2 separate regions of the Homo sapiens genome follow, and region 1 is linked to region 2. The links are chromatin loops, found by intact Hi-C in ENCODE. Cell type or tissue: GM12878. All regions are shown on one strand.

Region 1 (5,000 bases), 120 kb before region 2:
TATCTTTTTGTAAGAAAGTTAGAAGATCTCAGATAAAATTTTAAGATTCACAGTGATGGAAAGCAATGCTGGTGATTAAGAATAAACCTGCGGATAATAAAAGAGACATTAAAATATGAGTAGATTGATGATGGGGCCATAGTAATATAAACAAGCCCAAGTGTTGGAACCTATTTATTTTATTAAAAACATAGAAAGAGAAACATATGAAAAGCACTCAAAGAAAAAAAAAGCTGGTCTTCATTCCTATCCTGTAGATAATTTCGGGCCACATTGCTTCATCTCTCCCCTTTGTCAAACTCCTAATCCAGATAAATGCTAAGTCATTTTCACTTATCAGAGAATGTCAAAGTACCTGCCCTTGAGCCCTCACTAGGTGTCCAAAAAAGGCTCCCATTTCCCGTGTTATGCTGGCTATTTCTGATGGAGGAATCTTCAGATACGTTCCTCATTGGTCCCATGATTGAAGTCTGTTTTTAGATGGACATTTTCCAGTTTAAATAAATTAAGAGCAATTTAACTTCATCTGCTATTAGAGATCTGGGATAATTCTGCAGCACACAAACTGAACATTTATTTTCTATAGTAAGGGAGATGATAAATGGATGTCTTAAGGGATACAACAGAACATTTTAGAACTCAGAGAACGAGTTAAGAGTGTTAAGAAGGCACATTGATATCTTCTTTCATTAAGCTGGAAGTTACTGAGTTTTTCACTTAAGAAAATTCCACAGCCTTAAGAAAAAAACACGAATGTGGTATTTTTAAGAAAAAATAGCAATAGGGATCTTGGAGCCATGGCTATGTTAAAACAAAACAAAACAAAACCAACAAAATCAGGGTGAATTAGGCAGGTATATTCTTCTCAAGCACAAGAGAAAAATCGGTTAAACTAAGTAATGATTAATGCAAATTTATAATTAGAGAACAAAATACCTACTTACATTTCTTTAATCTTTCATTTATAAATAGTTTTTAAATTGGACTTTAAGAGAATTGAATTCTATCATAGAACAGGAAAAATTGGGTGGAAAACCATAGAGTTTGACTCAGTTAACCAATATCTTTGGAACAAGATTCCACTGAATAGCAAATACTCTAACTTTTGAAAAGTAAAATAACCAGGAAAAAACAATAGCCCCTGGGATTCTGATCTTGCAGCTTCATACCTTCAAAGTATAGTTAAGATGAAGACTCTTCTCATCACCATTACCTTCCCAGGCTCAACCTTTACTCTGACCTCACACAACCTGTATTCCTACATACTTCAAAAATAGTTGGAATAAAATTTTGGCCATACTTTTAATATAATCACAGATGATTCATTTGCTATTCTCTGAGCTTTAACCCAACCAAATTATATTGCCAATGTGATTTTCTCAAGCCAGAAATATTGGTCCAAAGTAGCAGACTAACAAATGTATTGGAACATTGGGCTGCTGTTCTAGACGCACCTTAATTATGTAAAATATCTCTATGACTGTGGGCTGAAAAATGGCGCCCAAGCACTCACCATATTTTATCCATATCCAATTTGTTAGACAGGCCTCAGTTAGCATGGAGCTTCCACATAATGAAATAGAACTAGACCTAAAGGAAACGTGAATTGACATAAACCTTATGATGCCAAATTTATGGTAAGTGCATCAAGACCAGGATATGGCCTTTTTCTTACACCAACAGAATGAGTAAGATCTACAGTCACGATTAGGAAGAAAATAAACACTGCATTACCCAGATATGGGCATTTTCACCTCTTACTATAACTACTTGTTTACGAGACCATCCTGCCTGCTAGGCTGGACACTTATTTAGCACACGGTATGCGATTTGTTCATTGCTATATTCGCAGTGCCTACATTGCCCGGCCACGAGTCAGGGCCCCATAAGTGTTGAATAAATGGCATTTTAAAATGGATAGACTTGTGGGTTGTATTGGAAGAGCTGTAATCAATGGTCAGATCCAGAGGATTCTGAGGATTCCCTTCCTAACATTTTAAGTTTTTAATGTTCTGTGTCAGTAAATACAGTCCAGGCCAGCAGAGGGCAGTGTGACAGACGATGGAACTAGTTTCATGGAGAACTTATTAAAAATGACACTGGGTGGCAAGAGGTTATCGATGGTGGTGGGACTCAAGGTTATTGTCATTTGCCTGGTACAGAATATACAGTGCTCACTCATTTTTCTTAAAAAATAGTTTTGACACGTGGTGTCAGTGTGCTGTCATATGTCCAATAGAATGTTCAGGAAAGAGAGAACCCCCAGTTTCTGGCTGAATGCCCAAGTCAAGAAGAGGGCATCATTTTCCCGAAGCGATTTGAGTCCCTCAAGACCATGGGATGCGCATACTAACGTCCATCACAAATTAACATATTGTAATATGGCTTTTTAACAGAAAGTGTTCTCCAGGTCCCGAGGAGACATTCCGTGCTCATAAAAACAGGACCAAAAACAGATGAAATTACTTCGAAACAATCCTGAATGATTTAGTGTGTTTCTGACAAAGGGAAAGAAAAAAGTCATTTATTTTCCCTGTCATGAGCGCCAGAGAGGATTAACGTCATTTTGGGCAATGGAGAAGAAAATGCAAACCATTGTTTACAGTCATCGTCAAAACCCTGTATGCCAATTTCATTTTCTAGAATGTGTGGAAGTATTTCAACTGTTTGGTTCCTTTTTGAAACCAAATACCAAAATTCATTATGAGAGCAACTGTTTGCCTGAGAATATTATTAATTTATGGTAACTTCTAGTGGTTATGCTTTTTCTTTTTACCATCTCATTTTAATAATTATGGAAATATTAAAATCTGATAGACTGGTGACAATGTACCTTTTATGGCACTCCTGAGTCCCCTCAATATAATATTATCTACAATATGTTATGCAGTCTGCTAGCCTCATTTGTTCCTGTCCTTAGAGAGCTCCATCTAGTTTCTTAGCATCCGTAATGAGCATATAGAAAATAGTTGACTTGATGGAATCTATTGTCACCCTCCTCTTCAAGGTTTTCTTGTCCATGATATGAAAAAAAATTTCATTTCAGCAACATTCATTGATTCATCACTAAGGGCCCAGCATTGGGAAGTACATAAAAGCAGCTTATAACTCATTCTGCCTTGGGGAAATTCTGCACACTTGGGGACTAAGCATTCAAATATATGGAGTCTAAAGGTGCTTCACTCCAATATTGACAGGAAACCTGGGTCAGGACTGAAGGAATTAATGTCATTCACTACCTACCCAAGTGGAATTCAGCATTTAAGTTTCAGATTGAAATTGAGAAAAGTAATGAGTTGAAAAAATAAGATGGAGTTTACTTCCCATAACCACTGTAATAAACCTACTATAATTCTTGAGAATGTCATGTACCAAAAATCTAAACCACTCTCTAGAGTTCACCAGCAAATGAGAAAGGAGATTTTGCTCTATTAAAAAGGAAAAGGATTTGAAGTGAAGTCAATCTGGCTGTTGATGCTTTGTATAACTTTGTTTGTTAAATCAACTCAGACTTTAATAGGTTGACATTCTTATCATTTTGTCTAGTGCAAAGAGAATAAATTTGATAGCCTTAGTTCAAACAATGGAATGGAAAAGTAGGCAGAGTGAATGCATTGTACAAAATCAGCAAATGCTCCCCAGAATGACTCCCCAAAGCCTGTCTTATGTATCAAATCAGCCATGCTCCTCAAATCAGGTTTCCTGAAAATGAACTTGGCTAGATAGCTAAAAAAGAGACTGTGTGTGTCTATTTGTGTGTATGTGTATTTGTGTGTATCTTTGCAATGCGAATGTGTGTTTGTGTGTGGGTATGCATGTGTGCCCTATGTATGCATGTGTGAGGGTATGTATGTATGTATGTTGGAGCAAAGAAGGTGTTGGAAGATTTTTCTTTGCCTAGTCAGCAGTATCTCTAAGGAATAAGTGAAGATGCAAAGAATGATTACCTTAGAGCTTCACATAATCTGCTTGTTACTGAAAAGACCATAGTGTTATTTCAGTTCTTGATACTTAATGTTCTTCTAAAAGAGAAAAATACTTATTTTCTAAAAATGTATCCCTGCTTCTGAGAAGCTCTAACTTGCCAAACTTTCATTGACAAGAAAAGGTACTCCAGGAATAATTTCAGATACCACAATATCTGCTGACCCCATCTCTCCTTGAGGAATATGCTTCCTTGAGGAGGTAGCATAGGTAGACAGAAGATGAGGTCAGGAATTAAATAAACCTGGATTTTAATCCTGGCTCTATGGTTTACTAACTGTGTTTGAGCAGGTTCCTTAACCTCTTCCTAAGCCTCAGTTTCCTCTTCTATGAAATGGATTTACAATTGTACCTACTTTACAGAGTTGTTATAAAAAGGAATTGAGATGATGTAGTCATATGTGTAGTATAGAAGTAGCCACATGGTAAGTATTCAGTATGTGTTAATGATAATGATCTTGTTTGCAAATGAAACATACACATAGTAACAAACACCATTATAGAACAATAATGAGCCAAAGCATATGGGATTCCCCATCTCCTGAATTTCAGAAGACACAAACCATCTTCTCAAATCTACTATCACTTATTTAATATTTTATTATACAAATAAATTTAGCTTTGTTATAAAAATAGTATTTGTGAAATCACAGATTTTATGTGCTAGTTAGAGGTTTTTTCTCTAGTTAACAACATAATACTGAAACATTTAGAAATGTTTGCCTGTGTATCACTTAGAACTATCTTGTGTATCCCTAGTGGTACACACCACACATTTTGGAAAAAAAAAAACAAACAAACTAAGTGGCTATAAAGTAAAAAAGACAAATATAAACTGAGGAAGGCTTTATGTAGGAGGTAGATTTAAGGAGGGGCTTGAAGGATGAAGGATGAATAAAATCAGAGGGCTCACATAAGAAACAACTGTTAAATGAATGAATTAATCAATATATCACCAGATTAATTAGACCTCCGTATCAGTGAGGCAGGATAATAGAAATTATTAAAATTTTTAA
Region 2 (5,000 bases):
GTTTGTGTCTCCGCAAAATTCACATGTTGAAACCTAACCACCAAGGTGGTGGGTGGTATTAGGAAGTGAGGCCTTTGGGAGGTGATTAGAACATATACTCTTCACCCCTGTTGAATGGGATTAGGGTCTTTACAGGGGCTAAAGGGACTGGAGTTCTTCCCTTCACCAGTCCATGAACCAGGAACGAGACCCTCACCAGATGCCGAATCTGCTGATGCCTTGATCTTGGACTTCCCAACCTCCAGAACTGTGAGAAATAGATGTCTGTTGTTTACATAAGCCATCCGTTTGTGGTATTTTGTTACAGCAAGGACTAAGACAAGACTTTCTTCAAATAACCGTGTTGTTTTGAAGTTACTCTGACTACCCCTTACTAAAAATTATTGCAGCAAGCAAGGACTGAGCTCACCTCCAACCCTCAAAGAAATAAATTTCTCTCACTTGAAACTACAACATCCACAGACAGACACTAGCAATAATTTCCCTTTAATCATATCTTAAGCTTCTCAAAGGCGAAAAGACTAGCTGTTACATAGGAAGCATAAGGTTTGGCAGTATTGTAGACCTATGTTTGTGTACAAAATGAGTACACGTTTTGGAAGAACTTCCTTCCAAAAGCTGTCTGAATTATTTGCAATGTCCAGGGTGATATTATTTTCAGTGACTAAAATGAGTGTTGTTATTGGTGAAAACTGATCAATGAATGTGTAACAGTCGATAATAAAAATCTGAACAATCTACATTTTGGATGATTGCAATGACTTTTATAATCCTTAGAATTTCATGTTTCTAGGCTTCCTTTTAAAAAAATATTTATAAAGTATAATTTGTAAGTTTATTTGAAAGAAAAAATATATATATATGAAGGGAGAAGAAATAAAGGAGAAAAGGGAAGAGATAAGATTAAAAGAGAGGGAGGAAATGACTTTCAGAATCAAGTACAGACAACATAGAGATAAGGAGTTATCTATGGCATCATTTTCATCTGCTTGTAGATACTCAAAGCAAATGCTTATTTCTCTACCTATTTAGAAATTACTAACAAGTGATGGCAAACTAGTTAGTAAACAATGAGGAAAGCTAATTATGAAATTAAACTACCACTTTCTTCAGTGACTATGGATATACAATAAGTTAAATCAAACAATCCTGGTGTCAAAATACCTAAAGCTCATTGCAATTTTTTTGAAAAAAAAAAACTATCCTCTTAAAGTTTCTTAAAACAGAAAATATTTCATTCTCATCATACTTGCATTTTTCTAAAAGGTTCATTCTTTAAATTAGATCATTTTATTTTATTTTTATTTTTGAGACAGTCTTGCTCTTTCACCCAGGCTGGAGTGCTGTGGCACAATCTCAGCTTGCTGCAACCTCCACCTCCCGGGCTCAAGTGATTCTCCTGCTTCAGCCTCCTGCGTAGCTGGGACTACAGGTGCCCACCACCATGTCTGGCTAATTTTTGTATTTTTAGTAGAGACGGGGTTCCATCATGTTGGCCAGGCTGGTCTCGAACTCCTGACCTCAAATGATCCACCACCTTGGCCTCCCAAAGAGCTGAAATTACAGGCATGAGCCACCATGCCCAGACTAGATCATTTTAATAATATAACTGGTAACAGAAAAATAGGCTTGTGATATTAAGAGGACTTTACTGAAACGTAAGTTCTAAATTACCCAGGGGTTTAATATTAAAATAGAGTTGGCAGTATACTCAGAAGAGGCAAAAAACTTTTAAGCATCTGTTCCCGTACCCCCACTACCACATTTTCATTGCTATGGAATCCCTATAAAATGGTTTACAAGCAAGGTGAAATGAAGAGTTGTTCTTCTATGGGTATAGAGTTTTAGTTTTGCAAGATGAAAAAGTTCTATTATCTATTGCACAACAATGTGAATATACTGAATTGTGCAAATACAAATGGTTAAGATGGCGAACTGTATTTCATGTGTATTGTTCAGACACCTACATCGTCGTGTCTTTTATCATTCTAATGTAACAAAAATACTCATGTTATAGAAACTTCCCTGAAAATCTTCAACTAAGTTTCATATCCCATTCTTTCCCACACAGACTCTATATGGGAATGCCATTCTTTTCATTTATTACATAAATTAAAGATATTTGAATAGTAACATGAGCACCTGGATGTTTAATAAAATTTACAGCTGTCCCATTTTAGAAGTGGTAACTGCAAAAGACCACAAAAGGCCAAGAAAGCACAATGACAAATCAGGGTACAACATTTCCCAGGCAAAAGGCAAAGTTGAAACTTCTTTAGTTATTTTGCTACACCCCAACTCTGTGGGCTTCTACCCATGCAGACAATGAATGTTTCATAACTTCAGAGGTTAGCAAATCTTTTTAGATTCTCTATGAGTCATATTTCACTTGCTTTCATGTAGGAACGACAGCCTCAAAACCATAAAATATCTGACCTGTGGTCACAGGACTCTGCTAATTTACTGCAGGTCCCTGCATAAGTGCCATGAAGTCTTGATTGGCATCAGGCAACTTGCAGACAGGTTCTAAAGTTTCCCATTATTACAACAGAGCTTGACCTAGCCACTAAATTCTTAGCCACTTCTGAGCAGCTACTCTGAATAGGTCTGAAACTTAATTTGTACATGGCCATAATACTCTTTCCTGGAAACTTAATCGAAGATGGTGCTTAGCGGTTGAGTTTCAGCATACTGAATGGTATTTTCTTAATAATGTCTCCCCGAGTCTTCCTCCCTTCAATATAATATCATATATTTCTATAATTTCCAAAGAACTTTTGAAATTAAAGCTTTTCCCTATTCACATAATGCAACATTTTCGATTGAGGACAGTGATGTTTTTCTAGGTTTTGTTTTGTTTTGTTTTTTGAGATGGAGTCTCTCCCTGTCGCCCAGGCTGGAGTGCAATGGTGCAATCTTGGCTCACTGCAACCTCCACCTCCCGGGTTCAAATGATTCTCCTGCCTCAGCCTCCCGAGTAGCTGGGATTATAGGCACCCGCCAGCATACTCAGCTAATTTTTGTATTTTTAGTAGAGACGGGGTTTTACCATGTTGGCCAGGCTGGTCTCGAACTCCTGACCTCGTGAGCTGCCCACCTTGGCCTCCCAAAGTGCTGGGATTACAGGCATAAGCCACTGTGCCCGGCCTAGGTTCTTGTTTTTAAGACAGGGTCTCTCTCTGTCACCCAACTGGAGTGCAATGGCATTGTCATAGCTCACTACAGCCTTGAACTGCTGGGCTCCAATGATCCTCCCACCTCAGCCCCCCAAGTATCTGAGACCACAGGTACGTGCCACCATGCCTGGCTAATTTTCGTTTTTGTAGAGATGGGGTCTCCCTATGTTGCTCAGGCTAGTCTCAAACTCTCGGGCTCAAGTAATCCTCCTGCCTTGCCCTCCCAAAGTACTAGGACTACAGGTGTGAGACACTGCACCTGGCCTTTCTAGAGTCTTTTTTTTTTTTTTTTTTTTTTTTTTTTTGAGATGGAGTCTCGCTTTGTCGCCCAGGCTGGAGTGCAGTGGTGCTGACCTCGGCTCACTGCAAGCTCCGTCTCCCAAGTAGCTGGGACTACAGCCGCCCACCAGCATGCCCGGCTATTTTTTTTTTTAATTTTTAATTTTTAGTAGAGACGGGGTTTCACTGCGTTAGCCAGGATGGTCTTGATCTCCTGACCTCGTGATCCACCCGCCTCGGCCTCCCGAAGTGCTGGGATTACAGACGTGAGCCACCGCGCCTGGCCCCTTTCTAGATTCTTTAGTGAGTGTGACATGTTGGGAGGTTTCCCAGGAAGACTATTCCCCAGAAGTGTCTAGAAGTTCATTCGAGAGGAGACACAATTTTTTTCCGAGGCCTTAATTTCAAAACCCTTTTCCGAGCGGCCTGTACATTCCGGCCCCAAGCCAGGTGGTAGGAATGTAAACTGCCCAGGGATGCTCCTAGGTGCCACAGTGCTGTCTTCATCCATTTTCTGAGCCTCACTGAATGACCACCAAGTGCTGAGTTATTTGGCTGCTCACTATTAATGAAGCTCTTTTTCTCTTAGTGAATGTAGAATCTTAGATATTTAGGCCTGGCGTGTTTTTGTTCACATAACATTTTCAATTAGGCCACTTGATGTTACAGAATCCACTGTGAGTTAGAGGTGGGTGGCTGAACAACTCAGCTATGATTGCTATTGCAGGCTCTCTCAAAGAGAAAGAAACACAGCTCTGAGAAAATAATACATCTAAGGCTCTCAGATCAATGGTAAGCTAATTGTCATATTTTTTACTAGATAACATGGATGTTCTCAACCATTTGTTTTGTCTTTTAAATATACAGAGCTTTAAATTTACTGAAGATATTTTTGTCCACATTATCCCATTTGAACCTTACAGTTCAAGGGCTTCACAGTGAAGCCCTTGGAGAGATCTCATCTATTGCAATGACTCAGTGGGATACAGGTAACTGTAAATATTGATCCCTTCCCTTCCTGGGGCTGACAGCTACATCTGGGAGGCTGGTAGCTCCCAGCATGGGTCACCTTCATCCCACAGCAGCCCAGTGAGCTTTGGTTTACTGTAATGTGTTTTCATTTTTTATACATGCCATGATGTGAGAAAGGCAGCCCTATAGGATATCACTGCTTTCCACTGGGCTGGAAAAGAAACAGTCTTGGGGAGAAATTGCTAAAGATCACAAAGTCTCTGAGGAAAAAAAGCATGACTCAGCTCTGCATTCCACATTCCAATGCTATTGCCTTCTCTTTTACCATGTCACCTCTCAGCTATGGCCTTTTATGTTGATCCATGATTGAGTCAACTATAGAAGACATAATTAATTCATATAAACCATATACAAATATAAAATATTCATTGAAGAGTAGTATGTATCGTGGTTAGAAACAAGGACTCCAGGGCCAGCTTGCCTGGGTTTGAATGGCAACTCCATCACTTCCCAGCTGTGTGTCCTTGGGAAAGTCACTTAATCTCTCTGTGCCTCAGTTTCCTCATCTGTAAA

The links. A loop is a pair of places that touch in the nucleus more often than their neighbours do. Peaks named below come from ENCODE experiments on the same cell type or tissue, not always from the same donor. Only the 100,000 strongest peaks of a DNase experiment are listed, where the experiment ranks them.
Region 1: a loop joins it to region 2, with 2.5 times the contacts of the local background. A loop is called at or near these places in 1 of 110 quality-filtered maps.

The regions. Positions count from the first base shown.
Region 1 is chr10:18,101,505-18,106,504 of GRCh38, reverse strand. No RefSeq gene overlaps it. Among named protein-coding and RNA genes, the nearest start is that of CACNB2, 36 kb to the left of the region's middle. In GM12878, a CTCF peak has its summit at 2,044 (motif pointing right); no DNase peak of the experiment used is centred here.
Region 2 is chr10:17,981,650-17,986,649 of GRCh38, reverse strand. The region is part of intron 6 of SLC39A12 (solute carrier family 39 member 12); the gene reads right to left. Among named protein-coding and RNA genes, the nearest start is that of SLC39A12-AS1, 26 kb to the left of the region's middle. RefSeq lists an enhancer at 4,293-5,000. In GM12878, no CTCF peak of the experiment used is centred here; a DNase peak (open chromatin) is centred at 2,339.